Regions from separate parts of the Homo sapiens genome. Here region 1 is linked to region 2. The links are chromatin contacts, found by Hi-C in ENCODE. All regions are on one chromosome and are shown on one strand. Each heading gives the region's core, a stretch centred on a gene start or an enhancer-like site at or near the end of the contact. The rest is flanking DNA. Distances are from core to core; before and after follow the strand shown. Region 1 has its middle 36 kb from the start of SAMD3. Region 2 overlaps PTPRK (protein tyrosine phosphatase receptor type K).

Region 1 (7,182 bases), core at 4,179-6,678, 2.0 Mb after region 2:
ATCGCTTTTCTACAGTTTTAAATTTAAAGTATATTTTATCTAAGAATAGCTATCCTTGTTCTCTTTTGAATCCTTTGTGTGAAATATCTTTTTCCCTACTTTTGGTTTTATTACATATTCTATTTTTTTAAATATTCTTTTTGATAGATAGACACAAAATCTGACTACATGGCACAGGCTTGTCTTGAACTCCTGAACTCAAGCGATCCCCCCACCTCAGCCTCCCAAAGTGCTGGGATTACAAGTGTGAGCCACCACACCTGACCCCAGTCTATATTATTAAAAGTAAAGTTAGTCTCATGTCGGCAACATATAGTTGGGTCTTGTCTTTTTTTTTTTTAAACCATTCAGTCATTTTATGTCTCTTTATTAGATAACTTAATCCATTTACATTCAAAGTAATTATTGATAAGCAAAAACTTACTAACACCATTACATTAATTGTTTTCTGGTTGTTTTGTAGGTATTTTGCTTCTTTCTTTCTTGGTTGCTGTCTTCCTTTGTGGTTTGATGGTTTTTTGGTAGTAGCATACTTTGACATTTTTCTATTTTTGTTTTGTTTATCTAGTATAGACTTTTGCCATTCTGAAATCATGAGAACAAGCAAAAGCACCAAATAGATAAAGATGCACACTGGAAAGATAGAAAGGGTTTGGACTCTTGATTTCATTGATGAGCTGCTTAATTAATTGTGGAACTCCAGGCTTCTTGTATTTTAGCACAAGTTAGATATGAGATCTTCATATCAGATTCTCTTCTGCAACTAGGACTTTTATAACATAGAATGATTTGCTATTTTACCTAGTTATATGCCCTTTCTATTGGAATCTGAGACGACCACATGTAATTGTACTCCAAGGAGCTTTCAAGACCAGTGACCACTGTGCACTAAATCTTGACTATTTTCTGCCATGTAAAAATAAAATACTTTTTAAAATTCATAACCATTATCATTCTTTGTAGAATATTTCCTTGACTGCTATGATTCTTCTTGGAAGCAATTTTTTTTCTTTTGCTCAGAGGTCTCTCTAATTTGTATTGCTGCATGTCATTCCACTTTTTAGCTAGGAGAGTCTTTGTCCTCTTACTTGTCTGTTTATGACTACATGCTTTGTCAATATGCAGTCCTCTCCCAATGCTCATGGAAACAGATGTTGTTGCCTAAGCTCTTTCTCCAATAAAAGAAATGAAACAGAATTGACATAAAAAATAAAACATTTTATGGTTTCAAACTTATTTTAAACATCAAACCCAGATGTTCCAGCTTAACCAGATACCATTAAATGGATGAGTTTAATTTTCTATCACTTTGTGAGACATTTTATTCAGTTTTCTGAAATGGCATGAAATAAGGGTTATTTTACAAGTAACCCCAAATCACTATTTAGCTATCTCAGATTCTTTTGGAAATAGTTGCTGTGTAAGTAACTCTCTAAAAATATTTTCTGTGTCCTTGCTAACTGAATTGTGTCCCCAACTCCAAATTAATATGTAGAGGCCTTAACCCCCAATATGACTATGTCTGGAGAAGAGTTCTTTAAGAGACAATTAAGCCTTAGTAAAGACTAAGGTTGGGGTCCTAATCTGATAAGACTGTTGCCTTATAATAAGGGAAAGATCTCTCTCTGTCTCTCTCTCTCTCTCTCCTTATAAGGACAGAGGAATAAGGGAGCCATCTGCAAGACAGAAAGAAGGCCCTCATCAGAAACTGAATTGGCCAGCACCTTGATCTTGGACTTCCCAGCCTTCAGAGTTGTGAGAAAATAAAATTCTGTTTTTAAGTTACCCAGCCTTATATTTTGTTATGGCAGACCAAAAAGACTAAGACAGTCCTGGTGTACAAGTCTTTTAGTCTCATGACTGCATTGACCTGATTTAAGGCATTTTAGTAATAACAGAGAAATTGGTTTCATATAGTAGTTGTCATTCATTTCATTTATTTTTAAAATTAGAAGAATAATTTCACTCCTGACAGTATAAGAAAACCCATAAGTCAGGGACCTTTAATTCCCTATCCCTCAATTACTATTCTGAATACATCTCAATGCCAACTCTCCTCTCTAGATCAAACTTTCTGGTACTTATTCATATCTAATTTACTCAAAATGTTATAGAAATATTGTTTTAATTTTTAGAAAAATCTTATTGACAAGCAATTTTTAATTGAAATTATAATGGACACACAGCAAAATGTACAAATTTTAAGTATACAACTTGATGAATTTAATATAAATATATACACCCAGCAAATAAACAATAAGATGAGGTTATAGAACATTTCTAACTATCTAGGAAATTCCTTTCTGCCCCTTCCTGCTGGTACTCTGAAGGTAAACACTATTCTGTCTTGTATTTCCATAGATTAGTTTTGTCTCTTCTTAAGGCAAAAATGGAAGTATACGATCCATGCACTTATATCTGTGACATCTGTTATTGCTTGTAGCAACATATGTTTCTGTTTGTTCATGTTCATACAATACATGTTATTGTACATCATATTGGAGTAGTTTTTTCTTTTTAATTATTGTGAGTGTTCCGTGGAATAAATATATAACTATTTATTTTTACATTCTACTATAAATGGGCATGTTTTGACTATTATCAATAAGCTGTTTTGAACATTCTTGTATGTATCTTTTGATCTATTATGTTTGATATAAATATAGTCATGCCAGCTTTCGTATTCTTATTGTTTTAATGGCATATTGTTTTCTCTCCTTTTACATTCTACCTATCTCTCCCTGAATATTTAAAGTTGGTTTCTTGTAGAGAGCACATGGTAGCTCTTGCTTTTTTATCCAGCCTGAGAATCTCTGTCTTTTAATTGAAGTGTCTAGTCTATTTACATTTATGTAATTATTGATAGGGATGATTTAAATCTGCCATTTGCTAATTGTTGTCCATTTGTCCCTTCTGTTCTTTGTGTATTTCCAGTCTTATTTTGGGTTTATCAACTAGTTAAAATTAACATTATTGAGGTAAAATCGGACACACATATTTAAAGTGCACAATTTGATAAGTTTTGACATATGAATAGTCCTGTGAAATTATCACAACAATCAAGATAATGAACCTAACTATCACACACAAAAGAGTCTTTATGCTCCTTCATAATCCTTCTATTTGGAACCTTCTCACCTCCTTATCACCCAGCAACCACTCATCTACTTTCTTTCACTGTAGATTAGCTTTCATTTTTTAGAATTTCTATATAAATATACTTTTAGAATTTTATTTTGGGAAGATTTTTTTAAATTAGGGATTGTTGTGGTTATATCCCACAGATTTGATGTTACCTTTTGATTATCATTTAGTTCAAATTTCTTTAAAATTTGGGGCAATTTGGGAGATTTTAGTGATTTTAGCAAGTAGATTATTAATAGTACTGAATAAGAGTAAACAGGAACTGAGGAAGTGGGAACAATTAGTGAGATCTACCATTTTATGACTTTTACAGTGGAAACAAAGGAAAGATATGAAGTAAGTTAGAAGAGAAATAGAGAGGAGGTGAGCTGGCCTAGCCCATACAGGTTGGTTATAGGTTCATGATGAGAGAGGATTAAGGAGAAATCTCAGTCTTAGGTTACTTTCCCAAAGGTTTTCTATTTAGCCAGTAATAGCAGAGCAAAGAAACCCTTAAGTTTTAGTCTGTTTTATGCTGCTATAAAGGAATATTGAGGCTGAGTAATTTATTTTTTAAAAAAGGTTTATTTGGCTTATGATTCTGATGGTTAGAAAGTTCAAAATTGGGCATCTGCATCTGGTGAGAGGGCCTGAGGCTCCTTCCACTCACTGTAGAGGGCAAAGGGGAGCTGATGTGTGCAGTGATCACATGGTGAGAGAGAAAGCAAGAGCGTGGAGCTCTTTTTAACAATCAGTTCTCTTGGGAATGAATGCAGTGAGAACTCACTCACCTGAGTGAGGATATTAATTTTTCATGAGTGATCAGCCTCCATGATCCAAACATCTCCCATTAGGCCCCATCTTCAACATTGGGAATAAAATTTCAGCATGAGATTTGGAAGGGACAAACATTCAAACCATAGAAACACATAAATGATCAAAAGATACAGTGAATAGAAACAGGCCCTTTACCATTGTCTCAGTACCCGATTTAGAGGAAAAGGCCTGCCAGGTCAGAGGAGCACAAAACCTGGACTCAATGTATTTTTTTTAACAAAACTTTTTATTTTGAGATAACTGTGCACTCATGTGCAAAGTTATAGGAAGTAACACAGAGAGAGCCTGCCTATCCTTTACCCAGATTCCTCTAGTGATAACATCTCACAAAACTTTAGTACAATGCTAAAAACAAGATATTGACATTAACTTAATCCACTGAAATTGTTCAATTTTTTTTTGTTTTACTTGTGCTCATTTGTGTGCTGCATTTAGTTCTCTGCAATTTTATCACGTGTTTCAGGTATCTACCACAGTCAAGATAAGAATAAGTACATCATCACAAGGATTCTTCAGTTTTTTGGCCATTTTCTAATTAGTCTTTTGAACTATTGAGTTCTTAGAGTCCTTTCTATATCATAGATACAGTCACATACTGCATAATAATGTTTTGTTCAACAATGGACTACATATAGTGAGAGAATAGAGACAGACCCTCTCATATTGTTTTATACTCAGAAAAGGAAAGAGAAGTGAAACTAAAGGCAGGTAGCCCGGTGCCTAGGAACCAGACCCAAAACCAAGGAACCAGACCTGAAACCAGGCCTGGGCCTGCCTGACCTAAGCCTGGTGGTTAAAATTCAACCCCAGACCTAGCAACTGATGTTATCTATAGATTCCAGACATTGTATAGAAAGACATTGTGAAACTTCCTGGTCTGTTCTGTTTCACTCTGACCACCAGTGCATGCAGCCCCTGTCACGTACCTCTTGCTTGCTCAGTTGATCACGACCCTCTCTCACGGACCCCCATAGAGTTGTGAGCCCTTAAAAGGGACAAGAATTGCTCACTTGGGGAGCTTGGCTCTTGAGACAGGAGTCTTGCCAATGCTCCCGGCTGAATAAACCCCTTCCTTCTTTAACTCAGTGTCTGAGGAGTTTTGTCTGCAGCTGGCCCTGCTACATTTCTTGGTTCCCTGACCGGGAAGCAAGGTGATTGGCGAATGGTCGAGGCAGCTCCTTAGGTGACTTAAGCCTGCCCTGTGGAACATCCCTGCAGGGGACTCCAACCAGCCCAAGCCATGCGGATCCTGAGAGCACTCCCGGGTAGGCATTTGCCCAGTGAGACGCCTCACCAGAGCAGTGTGTGGCAGCCCCCTGTGGAGGATCAACGCAGTGGCTGAACACCGGGAAGGAACTGGTACTTGGAGTCTGGACATCTGAAACTTGGTAAGACTAGTCTTTGGAACTTGCCTACTCTGTTTGAGTGGAAGTGTGGTCTGATGACCCACGGTGTACCTTTATCGGCACTTTGGTTTGGTTTTGGTTTTGGTTTTGACTCGGTTTGAATTGCTTGACAGGACTGGTCTTGGGAACTTGCCCACTCCATTTGAGTGGAAGTGTGGCCTGATCACCCACAGCATGCCTTTATTGGCACTTTGGTTTTGGTTTTGGTTTTGACTTGGTTTGAATTGCTTGACAGGACCGGTGTTGGGAACTTGCCTACTCCATTTGAGTGGAAGCGTGGCCTGATCACCCACGGCGTGCCTTTATCAGCACTTTGGTTTTGGTTTTGGTTTTGACTTGGTTTGAATTGCTTGACAGGACCGGTCTTGGGAACTTGCCTACTCCATTTGAGTGGAAGCGTGGCCTGATCACCCACGGCGTGCCTTTATCGGCACTTTGGTTTTGGTTTTGACTTGGTTTGAATTGCTTGACAGGACCGGTCTTGGGAACTTGCCTACTCCATTTGAGTGGAAGCATGGCCTGATCACCCACGGTGTGCCTGTACCAGCACTTTGGTTTTTGTTTTTGACTTGACTTGGATTGCTTGATACTTTGGTTTTGATTTCTGGATACTCTGATTTTGGTTTTGATTTTGATTTGGTGTAAACTGCAAAAGTGTGTGTGTGCCCTTTTTACCCATTCTTTGTTTTGTGGTGTGTGTGTGGTGTGAGCGTGGTGTTTTGTCTCGAAGAAGCATGGGTCAGGCACAAATAAGCTCACCCTACTAGGAACTATGTTGAAAAATTTCAAAAAGGATTTAAAGGAGACTATGTAGTACTATGACACCAGGAAAACTTAAAACTTTGTGTAAAATAGACCAGCCAGCATTAGAGGTGGGTTGGCCATCAGAAGGAAGCCTGGACAGGTCCCTTGTTTCAAAGGTATGGCACAAGGTAACCTGTAAATCCCGGGCATCCAGACCAGTTCCCATACATAGACACTTGGTTACAGCTGGTTTTAGATCTCTCCACAGTGGTTCAAAGAACTGCATTATAAGCCAGGCAGAGAGAGACAGAGAGAGAGACAGAGAGGAGAAAGAGAGAGGCAGAGAAAGAGAGGAAGAGACAGAGCCAAAAGGAAAGTCAAAGAGAGAAAGACAAAGTCAAAGAGAGATATATACAAGTAGTTAAGAAAAAAAAAATGGTGTACCCTATTCCTTTAAAAGCCAAGGTAAATTTAAAACCTGTAATTGATAATTGAAGGTATTCTTCGTAAGCCTATAACACTCCAATACCACTTTGTTGTCAGTGTAAACAAGGGCATATCTCGAAAGCACTGAGGCCTTCCTATCAAAAATCCTTGACCCAGTAACCTGTGGATGGCCCAAATGCATTCAATTTGTAGTGGCAACTGCTTTGCTAACAGAAAAAAAGTAAGAAAAAAAAAAACTTTTAGAGGAAACCTCATTGTGAGCACACCTCACTAGTTCAGTTCAGAGCTATCCTAAATCAAAAAGGCAAAAAAGTAGCTTACTAACTCAAAAATCTTAAAATATGGGGCTATTCTGTTAGAAAAAAAAAAAAGGAAATTCCCTTAACCCAGCAGGTTTCCTAACAAGGGATTTAAATCTTAATTACCATACAAAGGTCCAACCAGACCTAAGAGGAACTCCCTTCAGGACAGGATGATGGATGGTTCCTCCCAGGTAATTGAAAAAAAAAAAGGTTATAAAAGGAAATTCATGCAAGAAATGTTGTATAATTTAAAAGTAATTAGGCCTCCTAAATGTAAAACTATTAAAGAAACAGTTTATGTGCAAGGTATATAAAGAAATTAA
Region 2 (7,313 bases), core at 2,518-5,017:
AAGCATGGTAGGAAATAACTATAGCACAGTTATATGTGATAAAGCAGAGTTAGAACGCTATGAGAGTTCAGGGGAGAGAGAAAATTACTCCACCTGGGAAAACAGCAAGACTTCAGAGAAAGCGACCTTTGAAACATCCTTCATTAACCCAGCACTTAGTGAGCACACACTATTCTAGCCGCTAGGGATACGAAGATGGATAAAAGGCAGAGCCACACCTTTTAGAAGGTAAACCTCTATGACATATGTAGAGCAATAATGTAAAACAAGAGAAAGAGTAGGCAAACTATGTTCTTCATTTTTTTTTTTTTTTGAGATGGAGTCTCGTTCTGTTGCCAGGTTGGAGTGCAGTGGCGATCTTGGCTCACTGCAACCTCCAACTCCCGGGTTCAAGCACTTCTGCCTCAGCCTCCCGAGTAACTGGGATTACAGTTGCATGCCACCACACCTGGCTAATTTTTGTATTTTTAGTAGAGACGGGGTTTCACCGTGTTGGTCAGGATGGTCTCGATCTCCTGACCTCGTGATCCGCCCGCCTCAGCCTCCCAAAGTGCTGGGATTACAGGCGTAAGCAACCATGCCCGGCTGTAGGCAAACTATTTTCTATCTGGGAAAGCGGACAATGATTCAAAAAAAAGATGATTCCAAGCAGTTTTAAAACACTGCAAAAAAAGAGGGCGTTACAGACCAAATAAGGTGTATTTGCAAAAGACTGACAAGAGGAAATATAATGAGCTATTGGCACAAGCAATTTTGTAGAACATCTAGTTAGGAAGAATAGAACAGAAGAGATTAAAACCTGGGAGATGGAGTGGCTCATGCCTGTAATCCCAGAACTTTGGGAGGCCGAGGCAGGAGGATCACATGAGGTCGGGAGTTCGAGACCAGACTGACCAACAAGGAGAAACCCCGTCTCTACTAAAAATACAAAATTAGCCAGGCATGGTGGCACATGCCTGTAATCCCAGCTACTCGGGAGGCTGAGGCAGGAGAATTGCTTGAACATGGGAGGCGGAGATTGTGGTGAGCCCAGATCACGCCATTGCACTCCAGCCTGGGAGACAGAGAGAAACTCCATCCAAAAAAAAAAAAAAGACACCTGGGAGATAGGAAGCTGGGACCTTATCTTGCATGGACTTCTACACCACAAAAAGGAGTCTGCCTTTTTTCATTTTATTTTATTTTATTTTTGAAGGTGTTGTAATGCCTTTAAAGGGTTCTACATGAGGGATAATGTGATTTGCACCTTAAAAAGGTCAGTGTGGTAGCAACAACCAGATTCAAGAACTGGAATCTCATCAGAAAGACCTAAACATGTAATAGTATGCCTAAATATGCTTGGATATTAGTCAACCAATCAAGAAATATTTATTGCATACCTACGTGTACAATAATGTGGAAAGATTTAGATTTTAGTGCTATATTAACATACATATTTATGGAGAGATCAAACACATTATATATTCAGGAAAACAAATTTGTGTATGTAATTTTTTAATCCAAAATGCAATAACAAGTGTTTAAAATAAATAAGTCTCAGAAAGGCTTCACTTAAATTTAATTTCAGACTTAAAATAATGTCATAAACATTGTCTTCACTCTAAGATTTATAAGATAAGTGAAATGATGTAATAAAATGCCAACTTTTCACCCCTTTCAATTTAAGCTAAATTCAGTTTTCAAAGATAGGTGTGATGGAAATTCATTTTTAATTTTCTCTATACTGCGTGTCACCAAAAAAACCAACATGATATACTCAACTAATCTAGTTCAAAGTTCCAGTTCTCAAAAATATGAAGGTTCTCTGATTTGTAAATAGACCTAAACTTTATTGTCATGGCTCATAATAAATCCTGGGAGAAAGAAAAATGGCCAGAATATATTTTATTCAGAAATCAATTAGGACCACTGAGAATTATTTAAATGTGATAATTTGAGGGGATACACACAGGGAGGAAAGTGTCTGAGAATAAAATCATTTTCTTTATACATAAACTAAATTTTATTCTCTTTAAGAAATAAGGCCTTTAAGAAAATCACCATTCTGCTTGTCCCTATATTCTTCTATAAGAAAATAGTGATTATGTGAAATTCCTTAAAATTTCTATAATAAAGACCAAAATATAATGTTAAATCAAGCAAGTGTTACAACATCCATTTGACTATGTTAAAAAGATCAAAATATGTTACATAAAACTGATATCACAGAGTAATCATGCATGGTTTAACTGGCTAATATCTCTCCCTTACCTCTTCCTGAAGTGCTCATGCTAACACTAGAGATAACTGACCAGAAAAATCCAAGGCACTGGGAAAATGAAATAAAGGAAACAAATACTGAATAAAAATGTTAGTTTCGCTATGTACTTTTTTCATTGTATATGTACTTTTTCATTAGATAATTATTTCTCGAGCACCTGATATGTACAAGAGATGAAAAACATAAAACAAAGTTGATGTCTTCATGGAAAACAGGCTAGTATGGAAGAAAGACACTAAACAAGCATATGGAACAGTGACCAAAGTGCTAAGGCAAGGAGGCAAAGGAGTTAACGAACAGAAGGGTAGAGACGGGGTAATTAGGTCAGCCTCTGAGAAGGCAAAATATGAGTAGAGACCAGAATGGGAAGATGGAGGTAATGCCATTCCAGGCGGAGGGAATGACAGGCACAAAGACTTTGAGATACGAATGATCTTGGAGCATTCCACGATCAGAAAGCTGAATGAGGGAGGCAGAGAGCAGAAGACAATTTAACGTGGAGCTAGCCAATAACTGGATTTGGATTTTATTGACTCCATTGAGAAGCCAGTGGAGGATATGGGGTAGAATTCCTAAGTTCCTGATATCTGACATGTGTTTTTAAAAGATCAGTCTGCTGTGAGGAGAAGAGCCTCAGAGAGGTAATAAGGGAAGCTGGGAGAAGTGTGGGGAGGTCCATGTTTGAGGAGGGAGACAGGGAAAGCATGGATTTTTAGCAGTGCTTCCCAAATGCTTTTATATTATGAAAAACAAACAGGAGATGACAACAACTGTGTGGCACCTTGAAGTAAAAAGACAACTGTCATAGTTCCAGGCTCCACCCTATAGGCTAGGTTATCACACTACAAATTTTTCAACACCTGCAATACCACTGTCAGGGAACACCAGTATGCCACAGCTCAAAACCACTAAACTAAGAGTGAGAAATTGTCAGATTGGGACAGGTTGCTTAAAAATAGAATATGAAGAGGAAAGCTTTTCACAATAACCTAATTAAGGAAACCAAAACATTATGTATTATGATTCCACTGAATATCAAGTTTAATATGCACATGCACACACACATATATAATGTACATATATGCACATACATACATGCATATGTATGTGCCACCTGTCAAAATATTAGGAGTCATCTCTAGAAAGCAGAAGGTGAGATTATGGATTACTTTCATTTTCTGTGTATTTCTTCAATGATTTCGTTACTTACAGTAAGTTTGCACTGGTTAAGTAACACGAATAGAGAGAGGCAAAAAATTTCAAGTATGTTTTAGAAGTATAATTCAGTGTGTGTTCAATTTTCATTCTTTTATGTGAAAATCATAAATCCCTAGGAAAGGGCCATAAAAATTCTAAGTATACTACCTTTCTAGCAGTTGAAGATATAACTTAAAACATTCTTTCCTTTTCATTTAAAGAAAGTTAAAAGGAAACTAAAAAAATGTGACTTCCTTCTGTAACATAAGAACCCTTCCACACAACTGCTTTCATTTTCCAGTCCATAACATATGTAAAGCAAACGTACAACATGGACGTAATTTCATAGGAAAGGCCTTAAACTATATAGACCCAATTAACAGTAGTCATCTTGGGGGAGAAATTGAATGAAATGGGTGAAATGAGTTTCACTTTTCATTTTACTGATGTCTGTATTTGAATATTTATAAGTATTTATCAAAATATAATTGCATAATTTAGAAAATCTTTTTTTAGACCTATAGAGTATATTATTCTCTGGATTACACTTCTGATGACATGGCTTCCTAAAATATATTTTTTTTTATTCTATTTTTTAAAAGATTGGATTTCATTCTAAATGTAACAGAACAGGCTTATAGCAGAGGAGTGACATAATCTGAATTATGATCTGAAGAAGTTTGTTTTGATGACTGTGAGAAGTGGTTTGTGGGAGACCAAGATCCAGAAGCAGAGACAATGTTAAGGAGACCACTGCAGTTGTTGAAGGAAAAGATGACGGCATTAACCCTGAGGATGCCCAAAAATAAAATAGAGAAGATGGCCTTTATCATTGCTACCCACAATATCTAGCATAGCAAATGGCATGTAGTAAGCCTCCTATAAAGAGGTATTCGGGTAAGAAAGTTAGGAAGAGAGGCCAGCCATCCAGAAGGCTGGGATGGAGATTACCGCTTTTCTAATTGGAGCTGGAGAAGCGAAACATGTTTCTTGAAGATGCTTGTATAATGTCCATTTATGAAAGCAGTTTCCTAATCTCCTAATAAATAAAAGACTCATATAACCACTACCACAACAAATTTGGAAGCAGGGACAACAAAAATTATTTCAAAACAAGCTTAGTTCTCCGTTCAACTCCAGTATTTAAGCATGTGGTCCCTGAACTTTCATGTACATTCACTGAACTTTCATGTACATTAGAAGATGCTGCAAAAATATAGGAAGTTGTAGTAAGTTACTTTAAAGACACCTAAAAAATACTGCTTTAGCAAGCTTAACATTTAATGATATAGTTGTCCTCTAAGATCTGAAAATAAAAATTTAAATTGCAAAACAAACATGCATTTTCTTAGTTTTTCCATCTCTTTTTATGTATAGGCTGAGGTCTCTACTTAGTATTTCATCCTGAGCTTATATAGCAATAGTTTCTGTTTTACCCCTCTTGATCTGTCAATCTATCAAGCCTCTAAACTTCATTTTCTATTTTACCCATCCAAATTTAAATTCCATGTTGTCTTTATTTATTTTATATTCCAAGCTCAGTGCTCCAAATAAAACTTTCAAAAAAGAAAAACCCATCAATTTTTGTTCAAACATATTAGATGATTCATTGTTGTATTTCTTTTGGTTCATATGATTAAAGATGTAAAAGCAGAAATCAATACTTATACAGATTTTTCAATAGTTATATGGATTTAAAATTTGAGAATAATGTTCTAGAGGGCAAAAGATGTTAAAAACACTATAACAAAAAACAGCAAATTTTCCAAACTAGCACTTAAGATATTTTATTACATAATATGGTGAAACACTACATTGTACATTGACAGGTATATTTTATTATAATTTCTTTATGAAATCCATTGTCTCCAAACTTGAATTAGCAAAATGTTTGTAACACAGTAAAAACTAGCCAGATGTCTATAGTTATTACAGGGGAAGTACTGTGTGCAGAGCTTCAGTCTAGAGCAAAACTGTCCAGCAAAATTGTCTGCCACAAGAAAAATGTTCTGTATCTGTCTACATAGTAGCCACTAACCAGCCACCTGCAGGCATCAAGCACTTAAAATGTGGATAGTGCAAATGAATAAATACATTTTTAATTTTAATTTTAATAATTGCATCTGGCTAGTGACTAGCTCATTGAACAGCAGAACTTTTAAATATGAATTTTGACAAATTTGGGCAATAGCTTTTGGAGCTATATTAACAGTTAAAAGCAAAAAGAAGCAACTGGTGGGTCAAGCAAACTTTCATATAAGACACAAATTCCACAAGAATCAAGAATATAGGCTCTACTCTTAAGCACAGCATCAAGTTGGGCCCTTACATGGTGGGCTAATTATTTCATGGCACCAACAAGCAAGAATGACATGATTATGCCTAGAATCCAATACCAGGAGTTACTCAGCCTGAGAAAACTCTCCACATGTGCAAATGACAAAACTGATCAAGTGTGCTTTATGTGGATCAGGCAATGCTGTATGGCTTGGTATTACAGTCAAATATTACTTTCCAGGTTTGGATTCATCCCAATTTTATGGATGACAAATTAAGCAGCATAGTGAAAGTTAAACTGCAACTCAAAACTGTTGATACACCAATTTTATGTAGTTTCCAACCTGTTTTCTCCCTAGGTTTAAAATGTGAGACAGCCTCAATATTAAATTATTGAAACCAAATAAGTTCATAGAAGCAAAAATATATTATGCACTATACTCTCTTAAAAAAGGATTTTTTATCTCAAGAGAATCACACTGACAGACTTAATATGTAATCATTGATCTTCAATATCTGTTATCTTATCCTAAATTTTTGGCCTTTTTGTTTTCTAGAAATGAGTTATTTTAAAGAGTGTTCGACTCCCCACATACTAAAACAACACTAACTTCCCAAAGAAAAGAACAGAGTGTTTACTTAATCTTTCATATAGGTAAGCCCTAAACTAGACCCAACTACAGAGCTATGGAGGGGGCAAGGCAAAGAAGGAGGGAGAGGGAGAGAATGACAGACACTGTCTCCAAAACCAACTAAACTCTCAGTTGCTTTGGAAAATCAGTTTAGGACTAGACACTTAGACATCAGGAATTCCTACCTTTCTGTTTAATGTGATGCATTTATACGAAAAGTCTTTTTTGTGAAATAAATTTTGTAAATGAAATACCCTTTCAGTCTTTTTTATAATACAAAGTTAAATGGTACTTCTTTTTTTTTTTTCCCAAGAATTTTTAGGTGGGTCCAAAACCAATAACCAAAAAAAAAAAAAAAAAAGTCTAAGTGCTTTACATTCTAGATAATTCATAAAAAACTGGGCCAATTTTCCTTGAGTGTTTGCTGGGAGGTGGCAGACCCACGTCTACCATAGTCTTTCACCTTCATACACCCAGCTGATCTGAACTGAGCCCTGAGGACCAGGCAGAGAAGTCCAGTACTGATAGTGATGAGCTTCCTTGCCTCCACAAAGGAAGGGAAGCGAGTGCTCACCCCACAGGAACGCTCCCTGGGCCAAACACAAGGAAGACTGTAGAAGAATCAGTCAAGACTGGGGTGCCTATGAGAAGAGGTGGCTGGCAACTGACTTCTGGATAAATGCTTCATGACAGAGTTCTTGGGAGGACTTGGTAAAAAGTCCTAAGAAGGAAGAGGCAATTTCTTTCTCATTATAGAGACTATTAATGAGGGAACACTTGCTGCTGTAGCCTGTAGCAGTAGAACCAGAAGAGACCAGAATACAGTGAGCCCAGTAGTCTGCTGGTAAATGTTCAACAAATGGCAGGGAATGACAGATCATGGTTTGTGGCACTTGTTGATTTCAGAGGTAGAAATGCTCTCACCATGGCCAATTTCAAGCTACTAG

The links. A loop is a pair of places that touch in the nucleus more often than their neighbours do. Pooled maps may share reads with other maps.
Region 1: a loop to region 2 is called in a map with no recorded cell type, with 5 times the contacts of the local background. The contact joins two enhancer-like sites. A Hi-C loop is called at or near these places in 2 of 37 single-sample maps with no recorded cell type and 1 of 50 pooled maps.

Annotation. Positions count from the first base shown.
Region 1 is chr6:130,255,528-130,262,709 of GRCh38, forward strand. It overlaps a transcript of SAMD3 not described here. Among named protein-coding and RNA genes, the nearest start is that of SAMD3, 36 kb to the left of the region's middle. RefSeq lists enhancers at 4,836-4,975, 5,196-5,315. Within about 2 kb of position 5,429, at least 5 of the 41 ENCODE cell types and tissues checked have a DNase peak (open chromatin) inside an H3K27ac peak, as active enhancers do.
Region 2 is chr6:128,256,149-128,263,461 of GRCh38, forward strand. All of the region lies in intron 3 of PTPRK (protein tyrosine phosphatase receptor type K), which reads right to left. Among named protein-coding and RNA genes, the nearest start is that of PTPRK-AS1, 230 kb to the left of the region's middle. Within about 2 kb of position 3,768, at least 2 of the 41 ENCODE cell types and tissues checked have a DNase peak (open chromatin) inside an H3K27ac peak, as active enhancers do.